Regions from separate parts of the Homo sapiens genome. Here region 2 is linked to region 1. A link is an interaction called in ENCODE POLR2A ChIA-PET data of the cell type or tissue named here. Cell type or tissue: A673. All regions are shown on one strand. Each heading gives the region's core, and the rest is flanking DNA. Links, peaks and the distances in the headings are about the cores only.

Region 1 (5,481 bases), core at 232-5,231:
CTGTGTGTCCCTTGTCTATCAAGTATGAAGGGATGGTGGAAAGAGGAGCCTTAACCCAGAGCACAGGTCTACTCACTGTCTCGAGCCATGCCAACATGTTCATGTATTAGCTCATTCAGCAATAACCACAGTCCTGGGGGGGGAGGGGAACAAAACTCTGGGCTCTGGGCACAAAAGTGGTTTGACCAGGGTCACCCAGCTGGTCAGTGCCGAGCTAGGATTGGTCTGATTGATGGACTTAATGCTAAAAATAAATGCTATTGAATTTGAAAAACATGAGCAAACTAAATAAATAATTAATGATCCTAGAACTTTGTGGGGAAAGTCTTTCAGATGATTAAGCACACATTCTTTGTTTTATAGGTGTGTTAGGGGTTGAATTGTTCCCCAAAAAGACACACAACTCCCAGCCCACACTTGTGAATGTGACCTTATTTGGTAAGGAAGATCTTTGTAGATGTTACCAAGTTAAAATAAATTCATATTGGATGTGTGTGGGCCCTAATTCAGTGACTGGTGTCCTCATAAACAGAGAGAAATTTGGACACAGAGACACAGACCCAGAAGGAAGACAACGTGCAGAGAAAAAGTAACATTTTCGTCACCGAAGACAAGATTCATGCCTGAAGTACCTGTAACAAAAGGCAGGCTAACAAGAGAAAAACATACAAATGTATTTAACTGAAGCCACATAAGACAGAGGAGTCTTCAGAAATGAAAACCCAAAGCCAAGAGAAAACCGTGTTATTTTTACGTTTAGGTTTGATGAAAAATGGACAGTTGTGTAGAAGTATGCTTGGACCAAGAGCGTATATCCTAATGGTAATAAGGGGCAATGTAGCAAGGCCTCTTTGTGTAGATTCCTCTTGGCATTTTTGTGTAACATTCCTTCCCTCTAGGTATAAGGCAGGACACCTGTCACATGAGGGTCTTTAAAAGAAATAAGAGGGTAAGGTCAGAGATACCTTTATGCTTCTGTAGTTTTCTCAGTTTCCTTTAGCTTAAAATACTCCGTATGCCAAGGTGCTGTACTTGAGGTTATTGTGTTGGAGGCCCCAACAACAGCCCTGAGAAGATGGAAGCAGAGACTGGAGTTAGAAGCAGAGATTGGAGTGATGGTGCCACAAGCCAAGGAATTCCAAGGATTGCCAGAAGCTAGGAAAAAACAGGGAAGGATGCTTCCCTAGGGTCCTGATAGGGACCATGAATCTGCCAACAACCTGATTGTGAACTTTCAGCCTTCAGAACTCTATGAGAATAAATATCTGTTCTTTTAAGCTACCCAGTTTGTGGTGCTTGGTTACAGCAGCCCTAGGAAGCTAACATGAGTGCAATTCAGAGAATAGCTGTGAAGGTGAGGTTCTCCTAAAGGAGGGAGGAAGACCCCATGGCAGAATGAAGGACCACTGACTCCTAGTGCAGTACTCTTTTCACTAGACAAAATGGTAAGAACTTTAGCAGTTTTTGAACCACTCAAGCTTGGTTTTAGCTAGATAGTTTTTTTGTTTGTTGTTGTAGTACTTATGATCTAGTTGAATTTAACTATCTGGGTTGTTCTAAAAGGGTAGAAGTTGGATGAGAGACTTCTAAGTCTCTCATTGTTTCTAAGTCATTGCATTACTATAGTCATTTCAAGACTTCTGAAAGATAACCCATGGATAACACCATCATTTCTTACAGGAGTGTTTTTACAGAAGGCCATGAGGTCACGTAGAAGTTAATATTGACTGGCATTCAGTGTGCTTCATAAATCAGGATCTCATCAGTTTAATTCATTTTGTCATTTCTCAGTCTTTTAAAGCAATTTTCTGAAAGCACTTTTTTAAAAAAGCATTGAAGTTGCTATCTGAATAGTTTCTATAGTTTGAACAGTAGTTTATCCATTGATTGTGAGAACTTAAAGTCCAGTTTTAGTATTGTTACCACTTTATATTCTGATCTTGTCCTTTTTTGTCATCTTTGAGTGATTTTGTTCTTAGCTTCTTGACGTTCTTATAAAAGTGTGTAAGTGTTTTAAAAATCCATAAACTTTATTAATATTGAGGTAGATTATTCTGGGAAAGCATATGGAACTTTAACAATAAAATTATAAAACCAACACATGTTGAGTTATTGATAGCAGTCCTGTTGCTCTGTAGTAGAAAGACACATTTGCTTTCTACTTTGCTGTACATAGTCATAGTTAGGCTTCATAATAACCTTGAGAGGGAAAGAAGCTAGATGGAGTAGTAATCATGAGCTTGGACATGAGAAATAAATGTCTTTGCATTTTGATCCCAGCTTCTTGGCCATGTGATGTTGGGCAAGTGACTTCTCTGAGCTTCAGTTTACTCTGTGAAGTGAATAATTATAGCAACTAATGAACTGGCTTGCTATTAACATTAAATGAGTTAAGATATGTAAAGTATTTTAAAGGGTATTTTGCATGTAGTATACTCTCAGTAAACGTTCAATATTATCTGCATATGGACGGAATTTGTTTTAGCTAATTCAATGTCCACATTGTATGATTAAGGCCTTAGACAGTTCGTCTTTTCAAATTATGAAGAACATTTTACCTGGGTTCATTACATTTCATCTTGTAAGATTGTGATCATCTGTTGATTTCTATATATGTGGTTCTCTAAATTAAGTTGTGCCTGATAAGTGGACTGTGATGGGGCTAAACAAAGGACCCTCTCTCAAACTCCTAGAAACCTCTCTCCTTGTCTTCAATATTTCAACTTCCCAAGAGTAAAATTATATGACACCTTGGAAAGTTCACTGGTAGTCATAGCTTATCCAGATTTTAGTCCAGACCCTATCACTATTATTAACAGTGGACAAGTTTACTTCATTTCTATAGGCCACAGAATCCTCACCTATAAATCAAGGAGTTTGAGCAACAATAAAACCATCAATACCTGCTGTGTGTACTGCTACAGCATTTCCTACTCCCACGTAGACATCATTAATCAATTATAATGGCCTTTCATACATGCTCATGCTTTGCATCCATTTCAACCTAACCCTGAGCGGGAGCTGGTTTTGCGAAATGACATTTATTTGCCATTGAGGGCCCTGAGACCGTCTCTATCTCTGACAGTCTTTGAGTCTATATATGAGAATGGTATTGAAGTGAAGGGAAAAAGGAGACTGGTGGGAGAGATGATAGAAATGCAGTTAATCAGGTCTTGGTGACTTGGAGAAGAGCTGAACATGAGAGGAGAAGACAGTCTCAAGGGTGTAGTGAAAAGGAGCAGCAGGTTTGAAACCTCACAGAGAAGATACCTTGCTGTAAATAACTCTGGTGATATCTGTATACCCCTTAGCAGCCTCCTTTCCTGTGTGTACTGACCCCCAGTCTTTCCCTCCTTGTCTCAGCCAGTTAGATTGGGGTAGACACTAGTTCCAGGATTCTCTCTTCCAGGAATTTATTATTGGGATTCAGAGATAATTTCTGGGTGTGGTGGAATTGTGGAGTTATAAACCTGAGAACTGTAGGGTGCCTATGTGCATGAAGCAACTGACAGACAGACAGACAACAGACAAACTCTGATAGGCATTACTGAAACTCAGCTATGCTCCTTGCATTTAAATTCCCTAATATACCCTTGTAATAATAATACGTAATTTTGCTGTCAACGTTTGAAATAGATTTCCCTTTATTTAAGAAAAATATCTTAACAGACTCTAACTGGATCCCCAGTCAGGAGAGAGGCTCAGGAAAGAAGAGCTATTCCCTGATGTCAGTTGCTGCACAATTTTGTTAAAGAGTGGAAGAAGGAAGCCTTTAGGTTGGGTAAGTGGGGGAGATATCAGGGAAAGATATTTATCTTTATAAGTCATGTTATTGCTGGGAGTTTTCATCGATGCTATTTGGATGTTGGCCATCACTTTTTATCTTTCATTTGTGAAATTTTGTGGATCAAAATCTAAAATGTCATGATCTCCAGCATGTATGTGAATTAAGCCCTGTCTCTCTTTATTAATAGTTCTTAGATGGATATTTGCTGGTTTAAATGTTATCTATAGTGTTCTATAAAAATTGCCAACAATTCTATTAAGTGTATTATTCTATTTTAGACAATTCTGCTTATCTTTAACCTGTTGAACAAGATCTGCATGATAAACACCTGTTTTCTCAGAATTTTACCCTGTGAAATTCACCAGTACACCCACAAGAAGGATGGAATCCTCTCAGTTGGAAGCCCATTTCATTCACATACTACCCATAAGGCAATAGCCAAGTTTCTTAACTTGGTATAGCTCAGGTTCCCTATCAAGAAAATGGGTATACTAACTGAGATGCTGAGGAAATTAGGCGGGCTACTGTATTTTATAAAGCACTTAGCTTAGCCTTGCACATACAAAGTGCTCAACAAATGTTAACTGTTATAGCTATTATTAAATGCATTGCTTGTAAAGAATCTTTTCTTGAAAATCGATGAATAATCAATCTGATTAAATGCCTTGAAAGTCTCTGATATATACTACATACTCATGTTTTGTGAGTGCCTGCTATAAACCAGGTACAATGCTAGGCACAGGGTGTACAAGGATGAATAAAACAAGGACTTTACCCCTTTAAGACCTCACAGTTCAGAATAATTTCACCATGCACTGACATTTATTGCTACTGCCACACAGCTTTAAAATGAAGAGATTAAGTAAATAATATTAAGGTTCTTATGGGACCTTTTTTTCTGGCAATAATGAATGGTTATAATATTTATTGGTTGTTTTAGGAAGGAAAGCCTCTGAGAACATGAGTGAGGAGATGTAAAATAAATCCATCACATTAGAAACAGACTATTAAAGGCAGAAAACGCTCAGCCTCTGCCAATGACCATTTTTAAATGTGTGGCCTTTGCAGATACATCAGTTAACCAAGACAAATCCAATTTTACCTCCCACCACTTAAGTAAATTTCTCTTCTTTGTAAAATTTCCTATTTTATAAAGACATGCTTCATCTTGACTATGTACATACTAAATTGTTCATTTTTTACTGAGTTAAATTGTTTTCTGTCATAGTGAGAAATGCATTCTTCTGAAGAAATGATATTCATGCCCGGGAAATGGGGATATTTATTAAAATGTTTTATTAGGAAACTAGATTTAGACATATTTCTATAATTTTCATATTTAAGTATTTTTATTGCCCAATGAAATGACTTTCAGTTTAAAATGGACTCAGATAATCAGTCTCCAAATTCTCACTTTTATACTTAATCAAATATAGTTGGTGGATTTATATTTGCCTGCATATGTTTAGAAATATTAGAGATGTTTTCAGTAGAACTCTATCAATCTTTTGCTGGGTTGTAATAGCTAGTAAATGACTTAAATTATTTTGTGCTTTCATCCAACTCTGATTTAATAAGCCTTTACGGATTTGGGATTGTGTACATAGGTGTGGGAGGAACACAAAAAACAGGAAACTTCTCAGGCCTAAAGAACGAACAGGCTGTTTACAAGACAAAAGCACCTCACAGTAAAA
Region 2 (5,481 bases), core at 186-5,185, 240 kb before region 1:
GCTCCCACCTGATGGCCTTTGCTTTGGCCGTATCTTCAGCCTGCTGTGCTCTTCCCCATCATCTGCATGGCTCACTCCCTTACCTTCTTGTCTTTATTCAAATGTCCCTTTCTCAATGGGGCCTTATCTGAATACCCTATTGCCTGCCTATCCCTCTTTCCTGCCTTCTTTCTCTCTATAGTCCTTTGCATCATTTGACTTTATATATTACGGTTATTTTCTTTCTTTTCAGTCTCCCTCCTCTAGAATATAGCCCCTTGGGGGCAAAGATTATTGTCAGCTTTTTGTCTGAGCCTGTATCACTAGCTCCTTAATGGTGCCTGTCCCATAATAAGCCATCAGGATATTGAATAAATGAATGAATGCTTTCCAGCACAATCTGCTTTTTCATGGCCAAAAGGTTCTGTTTTCTGTGGCATTAACATTTAATAAGAGAGGCCAGGCGTAGTGGCTCATGCCTGTAATCCCAAAACTTTGGGAGGCTGAGGCAGGTGGATCACCAGCGGTTAGGAGATCGAGACCACCCTTTCCAACATGGCGAAACCCCATTTCCACACACACACAAAAATACAAAAATTAGCCGGTCTTGGTGGTGGGCACCTATAATCTAAGCTACTCAGGAGATTGAGGCAGGAGAATCGCTTGAACCTGGGAGGCAGAGGTTTCAGTGAGGCGAGATCATGCCACTACACTCCAGCCTGGGCGACAGAGTGAGACTCCATCTCAAAAAAAAAATAATAAATGAATAAAAATATATTTTAAAAGAGGTATTCTGAGAACACTAGCAGAAGGAGTAGATTGAGTTTATGTGGCTTTCTTTAGCTGCACACCAGCCACTTGTAGCACCAAGTTACTTCTCTAACTAATTGGAGAATTTCCACATAATTAGACTGGTGATATTTTAAATACTAATTTGAAAGGCTTGAGTTTGCAAATACATATGAGAAGCTAGAAGCCCCTTAGCTGTCCTCTTAAGGTGTCAACCATAGCAAAAATATCTAACACTCATTAAGCTCTTACTCTGCTAAATGCTTTTTATTCTACACACACACACACACACACACACACACACACACACATGCACGCGCGCAGAAGTAGGTGGGTATTTTCTCCATTTTTCAATTGAGGACTCTGAGGTTGAAAGAGCTTATGTAACTTGTCCAGTACAAAGATGTGTAGGCGGCAGAGTCAAGGTGCTGACCTGAGGTATCTCAAGCACTCTATCCTGTTGGAGGGGTTGATGCTTTAAACATGTTAATGAAAGGGATCTTTCTCTCCTTCTTCCTTCGGTGGGAGCTTGACACTTGTACTCATGAAATCAAGCCCAGCAAGGAGTGTAGAGAGAAGACAGGGTAAGAATGTTATAGATCACATTTTTAATGTTTGGGATGGTATCTAATTCATAACCCTCAGCTTTGGAGCCCAGCTCTGTGCTTCAGGATGTAGAGGGGAGGAACACTAGCTAGTTAGAAACTCAGTTGGAAAGAGGAGCCCAGAGTCTCTGTCTTTGCCTTACAGATATATAGTGTGTGCCTCCTTCCTCTGGACGAAGAGAGTTGGTCTAAATACACATTGTATTCTAGTGGCCAAAAGTTATTTCTGCTTTCCTAGGCCTGAGCCACAGATAAAATTCCAATCTACTCTGATCACCAAAATCAGAAGATTTCAGAGCTAGACTGGATTTTGGAGATTTGCAAAACTTTTCTCACCATTGGTGCTCCAGCCATTCAGAAAAGCATGCAAATTCTCCAACACATGATTTTCTTTATTGCCCTGGATCTTTGTGTGTTCTGCTTCCTGTCCTGTTAAAACTTGCCTTCCATGTTCCTCTGGCCAACTCCTTGTACTTTGGGATTCAGCCTAGAAGAGAGAACACAGTTAAAAATATTCAATTATTTTTTTCAAGGAAAAAATATCACTTTTAGCAATATCATGGTTTTTTTAGTGCTTGCAGTTTAGTCCCCCAAACAAAATATTTATTTGTGTAAGTAACAGTATATGTGGATGCTAGCATATGAAAGTTTGGCCTGTCCTTCAACCTCTTTTATCTAAAAAAATGGCAAAATTGAACCACGGATGTGAAATCCAAACAAGTGTATTTATTAATGGATATTGGTTGCCTGTAATCAAGGCACAGCATTTTGGTTAATCCTAGTCTTAGATTAATGATAAACAGAATAATAATTTTTAAAATATGCTAAGTGTATATCTTTAGCATAAGTATGTGACTACATTAAGTATGGGCTTATCATTATTAGCCTTAGTGAAAGAAGGCATTAAGTTATTTTTTAATGAATCCAGATGTCCAGAACTGTATTTTTCCTCAAATTTTAATGTACCTCCAGAGTAGTTTCAAAGCTAGAGTTGTTGAACATGACCATGGGGATGGGAAGTGAGGTGAGACAGCTGCTTTTGTTTGTGAGGAAACTTAATTTGTGTGACACTTGCCTTCTGTCTTCCAGAAAATTAGCATGTGTAGTTTTAAAACACAGAATGAGGATGCTACAGTGTTTATTAAGCAAATCCGGTTTATGTCCCTGCATATTTTTGTGATAGTGTATAAAAATTTGAGGTTATACTGCATATAGCAAATTCTCCCCACCTGGAATGACACTTCTATTTAAAAGAGGCATTTAGGTGTAAGGTTCAGTAGGCAGAGAGAGGATTGACATTTATTGAGAATCATCTGTGTGTCTGGCAGTGGGCTAGAAGCATGCATTGTGCAAATGCTGCATTTCCCACTGGACTCTGATATCACAGGTATTTTAAGAAGGGTAGAGTGATGAGGATGGGACATCCCAAACACTTCTGAATAAAATAAGCTCTCAGTTGGATTTGCTGGTTCTCGCTTGTAGTCACTGCTATTCAGGAGGTCAAGTCAGAAGGATTGCTTGAGCCTAGGAGTTGGAGGGTGTAGTGGACAATGATTGCACTTGTGAATAGCCACAGCCTGGACAACATGGCGAGACTCTGCAAAGGAAGGAAGGAAGGAAGGAAGGAAGGAAGGAAGGAAGGAAGGAAGGAAGGAAGGAAGGAAGGAAAGAAGGAAGGAAGGAAGGAAAGGAAGGAAGGCTGGCTCTCAATGACCTGAAGTGATAGAGGACAACAACAATGTGGGAACCTTAGCACGTAACCTCCCTGAGCCTTTTTGGTTTCCTATAAGAGGGTGGGAGCTAGAAGGCAGAAATGAAGGGGAGGCCATGGAGGGGGGATGAGCTTTCTTTTTACTCCAAGTGCTACTCTCTTACCTTCTGCTGGGGGTAGGGGCTTTCACTTGTGAGATTACCAGGCAGATCATCAGTCTTTTCTTCTTTTTCAACAGTTAAATTTTTCTTTTCCTTAGTATAAAAGTAATTCAATTATTTGCTGAACATTTAGAGTGTATGTCGATATAAAGAAGAAAATTATAATCATACTCATGATCACGTGACCCTGATATATAACCAGTTTTCAATTTGAAGCAGAACCTCAGATTATATATATATATATATATATATATATATATATATATATAAATAAAATATATTCCTTCCAATTTCAATATACAGTGCATATTCTTTTATTTAATATATTAGTGATCAGTTTTCCTAATTGAGCAATTAGACAATGATGGTCACATGGGTAGAGATGGGTCTCAAGAAAAGGATCAGGAGGTCTTCTAGCCCTCATAGCTACAGGAGACCCATGGTCAGAGCACATAGAAAAGGACTGCAGGTATGTTGATAGTAATAATACATCACAGCTTTGCTTTCATAAGGATCTTTTATTACTCAAAGGTACTCAGACCCTTACACTGCCACTAGGAGTAGAGAAAGGAAGTTTTATGTTACCCAGATTTGAGAAGAGGAAAGGCAGTATTGGGCTAAAGCCACTTGCGTGCAAGTACACAATTGGATAGAGATTCAGATTTCCAATGGGGCAGCTTTTCCACATTATTAAATCTGTCAGTTTCCTGCCATCTTAGTCATCTTGGGCTGCCATAACAAAATATCACAGACTGGGTGAACTAAACAATGGATATATTTTCTCACAGTTCTGGAGGCTGGGAAAATCCCAAATCAAGGTTTGGGCCTATTTGGTTTCTGATGAGGGCTCTCTTCCTGGCCTGTAGACAATTGCCTTCTTGCTTTGCCCTCAAATGGCTTTTCCTTGGTGCATGCATGCAGAAAGAAAGAAATAATTCTCTGGTGTGTTTCTTAAAAGGACACTAATCCTATTCAATCAAGGCCCCACCCTTATAACCCCATTTAACCTTAATTACTTCCATAAAGACCTCATCTCCAAATATAGCCACGCTGAGGATTAGGGCTTCGGCATATGAATTTGGGGGTGGAAGGGACACACACATTCAGTCCATACCACTTGTCCAACAAACACTGCTAGGTGCTGACTTTTGTTGTACTGCTAAGGAGCCTAAGCTACAGAGATGAGCCATTGCCAAGTCATACTATAGTGGAGATAAGTGTGGACCTATGTAGGACAAGCTAGAGAAGGTATCCATTGGGAAGTGATTTGTGAGCCTTGAGAGACAAGTATAGGTGTCATGCAGAAAAGAGGACAGCCATCAAGAGTTCATTCTATGTTGTTGTCTATTGCTAACACAAAGAAAAAGACAGAACCTGATTTTGCCTTTTTTTTTTTCTTATTTTGTTCTATTGAATATCATCATGCTGGATTATATGAGCCTTTTGTAAACCATGGAGATCCTTCACTCCATCCCTCTTTTTCTTTGGAAAGGTGGAAAATGAATAAATAAAATGAAATGTAGAACCTGGAGCCAGGTATTTGTCAGAATGTTAATTCCAGGCATGCATTCCTCTCTGTTTCTCTTTCAAGTCTTGTGTTTTTAAAGACATCATTGAAAGATTTAGTAGTGCTTGTGTAATCTCTGTCAATCCCTACTGATGTATCCTAGTGCAGTTTGCTTACTTTATTCACTGGCCATTGGAATGGTTTTTCCTTTAAAGGTCTTTCTGATCACCCTATCATGAGCAAACCTGAAATCTTAATTTGACTGCTAAGAAAAGGACATCAGAAAGCTGGAGGTTTTCTGTAAAATGCATTTCTCCTGTCATCATCTCATTTACTCATTCAGCTCACATCTACTGAGCATTTACTACTTGCCATAAACTCTTCTAGGTGGAACTATTGGGTACAAGACAGAATAAGATAATTCTTTACCCTGGAATGCATGTAGGTTCATGCAGGGATGAAAAATGTCGTTCAATTCAGCCATAGACTTGGTTCACAGAGCCTGCCAAGAGCACTTATGGAAGAGGTTTCTAAGACTGCATTTAAAGTGACTTGGCCAGGAGGCCGTGTTGGATTATTGGGAGTCACCATGGACTTTGGACAGGGAGTTGAGGAAAAGGAAGTAGTGACTTGCAAATTGCATATTTGCTATCCCGAGCTGTGCCGTGTCTGAATACAATTCTTTCACTGAATTATGGATGCAGGGTCAAAAATGCATTATCTTCAGTG

What was found. Peaks named below come from ENCODE experiments on the same cell type or tissue, not always from the same donor. Only the 100,000 strongest peaks of a DNase experiment are listed, where the experiment ranks them.
Region 2: POLR2A ChIA-PET joins it to region 1 with 6 read pairs; 2 of 35 experiments call an interaction of 5 or more read pairs at or near these places.

The regions. Positions count from the first base shown.
Region 1 is chr11:92,534,142-92,539,622 of GRCh38, forward strand. The region is part of intron 3 of FAT3 (FAT atypical cadherin 3); the gene reads left to right. Among named protein-coding and RNA genes, the nearest start is that of FAT3, 310 kb to the left of the region's middle. In A673, for the core only: no CTCF peak of the experiment used is centred there; a DNase peak (open chromatin) is centred at 2,980.
Region 2 is chr11:92,290,039-92,295,519 of GRCh38, forward strand. The region is part of intron 1 of FAT3 (FAT atypical cadherin 3); the gene reads left to right. Among named protein-coding and RNA genes, the nearest start is that of FAT3, 68 kb to the left of the region's middle. In A673, for the core only: no CTCF peak of the experiment used is centred there; no DNase peak of the experiment used is centred there.